2 separate regions of the Homo sapiens genome follow, and region 2 is linked to region 1. Evidence: chromatin contacts called from ENCODE Hi-C or POLR2A ChIA-PET data. All regions are on one chromosome and are shown on one strand. Each heading gives the region's core, a stretch centred on a gene start or an enhancer-like site at or near the end of the contact. The rest is flanking DNA. Distances are from core to core; before and after follow the strand shown.

Evidence for each region. Hi-C counts contacts between places; a loop is a spot of excess contacts on that map. ChIA-PET counts read pairs that join two places held with the same protein, here RNA polymerase II (POLR2A). Pooled maps may share reads with other maps.
Region 2: a pooled map shows a loop between it and region 1 (3-fold over the local background). The contact joins the promoter of PIM3 here to the promoter of DENND6B in region 1. A Hi-C loop is called at or near these places in 2 of 37 single-sample maps with no recorded cell type and 5 of 50 pooled maps. POLR2A ChIA-PET finds 5 or more read pairs at or near these places in 2 of 52 experiments (GM10248 and HEK293).

Annotation. Positions count from the first base shown.
Region 1 is chr22:50,323,980-50,328,306 of GRCh38, reverse strand. It overlaps DENND6B (DENN domain containing 6B), which reads left to right and starts at 1,295. Exons shown (of 20, transcript NM_001001794.4): 1 at 1,295-1,495. The coding sequence starts at 1,319. RefSeq lists a silencer at 907-1,546.
Region 2 is chr22:49,958,925-49,963,672 of GRCh38, reverse strand. PIM3 (Pim-3 proto-oncogene, serine/threonine kinase) reads right to left here and starts at 2,901. Exons shown (of 6, transcript NM_001001852.4): 1 at 2,641-2,901; 2 at 2,439-2,548; 3 at 2,305-2,355; 4 at 1,862-2,231; 5 at 808-984; 6 at 1-733. The coding sequence starts at 2,725. The coding sequence ends at 546. MIR6821 (microRNA 6821) reads right to left here and starts at 807; the gene lies at 734-807. RefSeq lists silencers at 1,689-1,738, 2,379-2,428, 2,569-2,718, 2,769-3,408, 3,449-3,728 and 2 more.

The DNA of each region.
Region 1 (4,327 bases), core at 46-2,545:
AGTGAGCCAAGACCATGCCATTGCACTCCTGCCTGGGCAACAAGAGCAACATTCTGTCTCAAAAAAAACAACAGAAACAAACAAACAAAAAACAATACGGCCATGTGCTACTCAACGGTGAAGCTATGTCCTGAGAAATGTGTCATTAGGCGATTTTGTTATGTGACAAACCTAGATGGGACAGCCTACCCCACACCTAGGCCAGATGATCCGAACAACACGTGGTAATCTTTTATTTTTTTATTTTTGAGATGGAGTCTCACTCTGTCGCCCAGGCTGGAGTGCAATGGCGACATCTCAGCTCACTGCAAGCTTCGCCTCCGGGGTTCAAACGATTCTCCTGCCTCAGCCTCCCCAATAGCTGGGGTTACGGCGCTCGCCAGCCACCACGCCCGGCTAATTTTTGTATTTTCAGTAGAGACAGGGTTTCACCAGGTTGGTCTCGATTTCCTGGATTCGTGATCCGCCACCCCACCTCGGCCTCCCAAAGCGGTGAGATTACAGGCGTGAGCCACCGCGTCTGGCCAACACGTGGTAATCTGAAGGGACCACCACAGTATATGCGGCCCGCCTTCCACGGAAACGTCATGAGGCCCACGACTCAAAGGCGTGCCTCATTAAGTTACCGACAGCCCCAAACTCGCCCTTCCACGCCGGGCCTCAAGGTGCTCTGTGGACCACAGCGGGGCCCGGGGCCCTCGCGAGGGAGGGAAGAGTTCGCTCCAGGTCCCCGCGATTCCCCCGGAAAGTGAAACTGCAGAGGTGTTGCGTGGACACCCGCGGTCAGACACGACCCCAGGCCGCGCGGGCCCCAGAGGAAGCGAGCGCGAGTCCGCGGTGGTGGCTGGGCGCTCAGTGAGGACGCCATTCCGCCACGAAAACGCCCGCGACGCCGCTGGCCCCTGCGCGGTGGGGCGAGGTAGGCTGGCCGGACCTGCGAAGCCCGACGAGCCCGGCGCCGGCTGGCTGCAGCTTGCTCTGCCTCCCTGGCCTGGCCCCGAGGCTCCCGCGAGCCGGGATCCGCGAACACCGGGGCCGAACCGACTCTCTCGGGCCTCAGACGGCGTGGACCCTGGAAGGCCCCAGTTCGGCCGCTTCCCCGGAAGTCCCCCAGTGGGCTCCGGCCGCTCTGGCCCGCGCGCGTCCGGCTCGCTGGTGCCCTGGGCGGCGCCCGGCCGCTGGCGCTTCTCGGGCGCTAGGGGGCGCGCGGCCGCGCGGGAGCCGCACTGGGCCGCGGCGGCCGCTCGACTGTTCTGAGGAGCGGCCCGGACGCGCGCCGCCCCCGCCCGCGTTTCCCCGGCAACCCGCGGCCGCCGCCATGGACGCGCTGTTGGGCACAGGGCCTCGCCGGGCTCGCGGCTGCCTGGGCGCGGCTGGACCCACGTCTTCAGGTCGCGCGGCGCGGACCCCGGCGGCGCCCTGGGCGCGCTTCTCCGCCTGGCTGGAGTGTGTGTGCGTGGTCACCTTCGACCTGGAGCTGGGCCAGGCGCTGGAGGTGAGCGGGCGCGAGCGCGGGCGCGGGCGGGTGGGCAGGGCTGCGCCTCTCGGGGCCAGTCCCGCCTCGCTTGGGGCCCTCGGCCGCCCCGCACTCTCCCTGGCCTTCGGCCGCCGCCTCCTGGAGGGGCCTCTTCTCCGGGCTCCAGAAGCGCTCCCCAGGCCGAGGAGGGAAGGCGAGCTGCTCGGAGTCGGATCTTGTCTTCACATTGGGATGGAGCATTTTGCATAACCTAAGTGGTACTCTTTCGATTTTTCCCAGTAAATGTCTCACATCTCCCCCCTCCATTCCCCACCGGAGCAGTGACACCTTCATCCCCTCAGTGGCTCCCGCCAGAGTCCCGGGCTTACCCTCCGCTCCGCATCCCATCTCTGGGCATAGGCGAGGCTGACGGCTCCTTCTGCAACAAAGGTCTCGGATCCGTTCCTTTGCTGCCATCACTGATGTCATCCCCACCCCAGCTGCACCCCAGAGTTCAACCTTTGTGGCTCTCCTGCTTAAAACCCTGCAGCGCCTCCTTGTTCACCTAGCATCAGATCCAGACCCCATGGGCCCCGTCCCTCCACCTGCGTCTTGTGGTGTTCTTGCTCGTGGGGGTCTGTTCATCGGCTGTGCCCATGGGCTTTCGATGTGGTCTTTCTGCTGCCTGCAGGCCTCCACTCACCTACCCACACAGGCAGCCTCCTTTCCTCCAGGGAGGCCCCGCAGGATGATCTTCTCTGTGTCCTGTGTAACACACACCAGGGAGCTGACCAGCACAGGGGAGGCCCACCTGCAGATGGAGGGAGGCTTCCCCGCGCTGGCGCAAGGAACCTCGTGAGGGGTAGTGAGCTCTCTATTACCGCAGGTGTCCAAGATCAGGCCAAATCATCATCATCAGGAAAGCCAGGCAGCGCGTCTCTGTGGTTGGGAGATGCTTTCTAAGGCCCTGCTGAACTCCAAGAGGCCATGAGAAGCATATAGTCTTCTAAACAGAAAAGCATTAACTCTAGCACTCTCTGGAGCCCCTCCCACCACACACGGTCCCCAGCAGGTGCACAGCCTCAAACAGCATCACTGGGTGGGGGCTGAGTACCAAGAAGTGTGGTGACCTGCCCAGGGTTGAAAACCTTTCTTAGTTCAATACTGTTGCCCAGATTGTTCCCCACAAAATCACAAAAGAAGTTAAGAGGTTCCTGGCCGGACGCGGTGACTCATGCCTGTAATCCCAGCACTTTGAGAGGCCGAGGCAGGCAGATCACAAGGTCAGCAGTTTGAGACCATCCTGGCCAACATGGTGAAACCACATCTCCACTAAAAATACAGAAATTAGCCGGGCGAGGTGGCACACTCCTGTAGTCCTAGCTACTCGGGAGACTGAGGAGGAGAATGGCTTGAACCCGGGAGGGGGAGGTTGCAGTGAGCAGAGATTGCACCATTGCGCTCCAGCTTGGGCGACAAAGTGAGACTCCATCTCAAAAAAAAAAAAAAAAAAAAAGGAGGTTCCTCTGTTCCTTAAGACATTCTCGTGTTATTTTCTAAAACCCATTCGGAAAGTTATTTCTGAGCTGTTGAAGGCTGTGTGTGCTTGGACTCCTGAGCTTTTGCTGGGGATGCTCAGCTCGGACTAGGGGCATGGTCAGCTGGCAGAGTGTTGGGGACCCAGGTCCATGAGCGAAACCCTCCATAGCAATGATCTGGGCACCTGCAGATCACTGAGTCTGTGCAGAAACCTGGCAGTGGATCCACCGGGGCCTGAGCACATGACTCTTGCCTTTCCTCCCTCACCTGGAAGTCACAGGGAAGATCGAGGTCGTTTTAGTCACTTACAGACTTAGGGAGCACCCACTGTGCAACTCAGTCACAGCTCAGCCCAGCTAAGCACTGCAAAGCCCCAGGACTGTGCTTGGTTCTGCGATATGGAAGGAAGACTCTAGTTGGGATGCATGCAGCTCAGAGGAAGGAATGGGCTTAGGTAAATAAGTCTTGGATGCTGAGAAGAGACAGGGGAGGGGGTCCTGTTTCAGGTAACCCCTCTCCCAAAATGCCAACATAAGCAAAAGGCAAGGAGCTGGTGATTCAGTTACTCATTCAGTAAATCACTTTGAAGGCTGGGCATGGTGGCTCACGCCTGTAATCCTAGCACTTTGGGAGGCCGAGGCGGACAGATCACCTGAGTTCAGGAGTTTGAGACCAGCCTGACCAACACAGAGAAACCCTGTCTCTACTAAAAATACAAAATTAGCCGGGCGTGGTGGCGCACGCCTGTAATCCCAGCTACTCAGGAAGCTGAGGCAGGCAAATCGCTTGAACCCAGGAGGCGGAGGTTGTGGTGAGCCGAGATCGCGCCATGGCACTCCAGCCTGGGCAACAAGAGTGAAACTCTGTCTCAAAAAACAAAACCGTAGATCACATTGAGCAGCTATCACCAGCCCAGCCCCACAATACTGGTGCCCAGCATGTAAGTGAGTAGACAAGGCTCTTGCCCTTTAGGAGTTCACACTATGTGCCAGTGATATGGAGAGTAAGTGGTTCAGAGTCCATAGTGCTCACAGGACTCCCCCTTAGCCCTCACAGGATACCCCCGCAACTGTACGCATGGGAGCATCATGGAAATGAGTGCAGTGCAGCCTGCTTGAGAGATGAGGGGTCCAGCTTGAGAGGGGCCAGCAGGGCTGTGGGGTGACAAGGGATCTGGCTTGTGAGGGGCTGGGCAGGACTGTGGGGTGACTGGAGTGTACAGGTCAGCTTAGGAAAGGGCCTGGCTCCGCCTTCTCAGCTCTTGAAAACTCACCTCTTGGGCTGGGCGCAGTGGTCCTGCCTATAATCCAGCCCTTTAGGAGGCCGAGGCAG
Region 2 (4,748 bases), core at 1,652-4,151, 370 kb after region 1:
GCAGACTGCTCAGAGGAAATAACCTCAACAAATAAATTAAACAATAAATAGCCCCGGTGGGCCGAGGGCACCTCCAGGGGGTCACACCATAAATAACAGAGTTGGCGGCGGGTACGGCTCGCGTGGGCGGGCGGGCGCGGAGGCCAGGACTTGCATTGTGTGTGCAGGACGTGCCCAGACGCACACCGCAGGACTGAGGGCGGGAGGTGGGCTTGGGACCCTGCGCCGGCGGAAAGAGCTCCGGGTGGGCAGGCAGATGGGAAGGCCGCCTCCGGACACAGCAGCACAGAGGGGCGTCTGGGGTTCAAGTATCCACCCAGGGCAGGCGGGACCTCGACCGGAGCGTCTTTGGACAGACAGAGCTTGAGAAAACCAAGTCCCGCGGGACCAGCGTTCAAAAGGCACTCAAAGCGAAGGTCACCAGGGGTCAGAGGTCACTGCTTCCGCAGGAGGAGACGGCCCACGCAGGAGAAAGTCAGGGTCTGGGGGCGTCCCAGGTCTGGCCAAGGCAGGTGGTCCCCTAGCTCCCAGTCAGGTGCAGCTCCTCACAAGCTCTCGCTGCTGGACGTGGTGCTGGCCACGTCATCAGGGTCGAGGGTGCACAGCCGCAGGTCACAGCTCTCCGGGACGCCCCCGTCAGCCCCCAGCATCCAGGGATGGGCCGCAATCTGATCCAGCGACGGCCGCTCTGAGGGCCGCAGGGACAGGCACCACCGGATCAGCTGCTGGCACTCTGTGCGGAGCGGAGAGGTCAGGGAGGGCCCAAGCAGGGCGAGGCCCCCACCCCCGCCTCGAGCCACCACGCACCTGGAGAGACCCTCCTCCGGAAGAGCAGGCGGCCTCGGAGGATCTCCTCGTCCTGCTCGAAGGGGATGTCCCCACACACCATATCGTAGAGAAGCACGCCCAGCGACCACACGGTGGCCGAGCGCCCGTGGTAGCGGTGGTAGCGGATCCACTCCGGGGGGCTGTACACTCGGGTGCCTAAGGGGACACAGGGCTTAGCACGCCCACCACAGAGGCAGAGCCGCTCAACAGACGGCGAGGTCCCTGCTGGTTAACTCCCTGGCCTCAGTAACAGGAAGCAGAGCCAGGCCTCAAAATCCTGCTCGTCATCACCCTGGAAAAACCCCGGCAGGCGATGGGGGGGCTGGGGGAGGGGCCGGCCGTCCCCCTCCGCCGGCCGCGGGGGAGGAGCAGGTCACATGAGTAAGAGCTCGGCTTTCACAACAAACAGATGCGCTGTGAGGCTACCTGGGTGGGGGGGGGACAGCGCGGGTCCCTTACCGCCCGGCGCGCCTGCCTGCGGGAACGGGGGGAGGGGAGAGAGGGAGGGAGGAGGGAGGGGCGGGCGGGGAGCCCCGGCTTCCCCAAGCTCCGCAATGCGGGGATTTCTGCCGCCGCGCCCCCGCGCTCCGCACGCACGCAGCTCCCGCCCCCACGCAGGGGAGGCCCCGCCACTCCAACCGCGCCGCGGGGGCCTCCAGGCTCCCGGCGCAGACCCAGCCCGGCTGCGCCCTGCGTCACGCACGGAGACTCCTCCGCTACCGCCCCCAGCCGGGGGTCTCTCGGGCCGGAAGGATGTCACGCGCCTCCCACACCGGGGCAAGAGGCCCCGTACCCCCCAACGCGATGGAGGAAGCAATATTGAGCGCGCCCCTAGCCCCCACCCAGCACGATCCCGCTCTTGATCCCTCGCTCAGCCCTCCCCAGGGTAGCGCGTGGGCCTCTGCTCCCCACGAGAGCAGACCCAGGGCGCGCGGCCGCCCAACAGTCATCAGCCCCTCCATGTGCCGCCCCTGCAGGCGTTAACCCGCCGGCAAGGCCCCCGGAACGTTCCCTGCCCCGCGCCCGCGCTCACCGTCGAAGTCGGTGTAGACCGTGTCCTTGAGCAGCGCACCCGAACCGAAGTCGATGAGCTTGAGCTCTCCGGAGCGCAGGTCCACAAGCAGATTTTCGTCCTTAATGTCGCGGTGCACGACCCCGCAGCTGTGGCAGTGGCGCACGGCGGCCAGCACCTGCGCGAAGAAGCGGCGCGCCAGCGGCTCGTCCAGGGCGCCGCGCTCCGTGATAAAGTCGAAGAGGTCCTGCGCCGGCTCGGGCCGCTCCAGCACCAGCAGGAAGCCGTCGGGCCGCTCGAACCAGTCCAGCAGGCGGATGACGCCGCGCGCGCCGCCCGCCGCGCCCACCTTGCGCAGCAGCACCACCTCCAGGGGCACGGTCGCGCCGCCCTGGGGGACACGGCGGTCAGCAAAAGCCCCGCGCCCGCCCCCCGCCGCCGCCGCCGCCCGTGCCCCAACTTACCAGGCTGCCCCACTCGGTCACCCGCTCCTTCACCACGTGCTTCACAGCCACCTGCGGAGACGCGGGGGTCAGGCCGGGCCAAGCGAGGCGCAAGGCGCGCGAGAAACCCGGGCCCGCCCGGCGGTCCGACTCACCGGGAGCCCGTCGGCGATGCGGCTACCCGCGTAGACCGTGCCGAAGCCGCCGCTACCCAGCACGGCGCCCACCTGGTACGCCTTCTCGAAGCTCTCCTTGTCCGCCTTGGCTGCAGGGAGGCGCGGGCGGGGTTGGTGCGGCCCGGGGCGCCCCCGGTCCCCGCCCTGGCCCCGGCCCCGGCCCCGCCGGCCCCGCGCGTACCTGGCTGCAGGATCTTCACCGGGAGGTGGTCCACGCCGCCGGGCCCGCAGAGGTGCGCCAGGGAGCCGAACTTGGAGAGCAGCATCGCGGGCGACGGCCTCCCCGGAGCCCCGAGCCCCAGGCGCCGAAGCCGCGGCCGATCCGGGCGAGCGGCGCGCCGGGGACACCGGCCGTCCGAGCCCGAGGCGGTCCGCGCGGCGCAGTGGGCCCGGAAGGCCCGCGGGGACCGCGTAGACGCGCAGCAGGCGGAGCGCCTCACCCGCCCCGGCCGCCTCGCCCGGGGGTTTTGGGCCGCGGCGCCGCGTATCCCTCCGCGGGGGCGGGGCGAATCGGGACCCCGCCCCCTTCCGCCCGGGGCCCGCGAGGCGGCGGCGGCCGGGCGCTAGCTGGGGAGACGGCGGGGCAGCTTGGCGCCTGTCTTCGGGCGGGCGAGGGCCGGGTGCGGCGGGCGCGGGGCCGCTCCGGGACTCGTTTTCGTAGCGCAGCCGCGGAGGCGCACGGCGTGTCGCGTCGGTCCGCTCTCCGCGCTCACGCTCTCACTCCGCGCAGGCGCAGTGCCCGCGCGGGTGGCGGCCGTGGCGCCTCGGGCAGAACGAGGAGGGACTGCACGAGCCAATGGAAGCCGGAGTTTTTAAAGAAATCCGGCGCCCCAGCCAATGGCGGGGCGAGCCGTTTCCTGGCTCCGCCCCCAGCAGTGCCTAGGAAGGTCACCCGCCGGCCCCGAGCAGGGTTCCTGGGGGTGTGGGAGTGCGGGAGGCGACCTGCGCTTGTCCCGCGGCCTCGAGGTGACACACGCCGCCAGTCTGCGTCCCCGGCTGTCTGCGCATCCCGTCGCGCACGTGGCCGGGCGCGCGGGGAGGTAGCGCCGGCTCCTCTGGAAGCCCTCGCAGCGGCAGCGCCCCCAGCCTCGCAGCCCCGGCGGGGGCCGAGAGCGCACCTGGCTGGAGATGCTTCCTCCTCACCCTGGGCTCTGACCTCACGCCCGCAGCCCGAGGGCCCTCCCTGGTACCTCTGCCCTGCTGGCCGGTGCCTGGAGTGGCCCCGCCCGACTCCTGCCGTCTGACACGGTCCTGGCTGCCCTCCGGGCTCTCCAGCAGCTGCTGTCCACCTCCACCAGGGAGCCCACCTTGATTGCTGCGACAGCCGCACTCAAAGGCTGAACAGCCGGGGTACACATTGCCCTGGTCTGGACTTCACCCTGTCGTGCCCCTTCCCTGCTCTCTGTACAGAAGTCTGACTCACCTGTGTGGTTTGGTGCAAACCCACAGATTGCCAACATTGGTCCAAAGTCACCGGCCTGAGAGCAGCTCAGGGTTCCAGGACGTGAGTGGCCACCCGCCAGCCCCAGGGCTAGTGGGTTGAGAGTTGGGGGCCAGAGGGCCCAGGGGCTGGTCCTCTTGGCACTGCCAGGCGTTCTCAGTGGCCCTCAGGGGTCTAAATATTGTGGCAGACATCCCCGGGCGGTCTGGTGTGACCGTCAGCGCGCACACACACTTGCCTCGGAGCTTCCAGCCTCCCCTAAGTCTGACCTCTCATCTCTATACAGTCACCATCGCTGTCCCTGCGCTGACCACTCACACACCACTCCCCTGTTCAGCTCTTCTGAGGCTGTGGCTCTCGGGACTGGCCCAGGCCCACCTGCCATCTGGGCGCCCTCTGGGGCTCGCTTCGTCGCCCGCTGCCTGGGCCCATGCCTGTGCTCCTGGGGGCTCCTCTCTTGCCTAGCTCATCTCTTCCTGTCCCTTGGGTCCTGAGGATCAAAGCCAACGCGACATTGTTTGTCCCCAGGCCCCTCCCCCTCCAGCCGCTGCTTCCCAGAGCTCTGTCCAGTTCTCTCCCGCAGTACGAGGGCAGGGTTGGGGCTGGTGGGTTAGCCTTCCCCCACCCACCACGCACCCAGCACAGGGCTCCCCCGAGATCAGATCCCTGGTAGGATGACACCCCAAGCCTTCCCCTCCAGCAGTATCCACACAGCACCTGCGAAGGAGGAGGGGCTGCTGCCCATGTGGGTCCTCCCGGGGACCTACCTGAGGGTCCAGTGGGGCTGCCCTCTTCTGTGCTGGACACGCAGCAGAGGTGGGCAGAGATGCTGGAGAGCACGGTAGGTC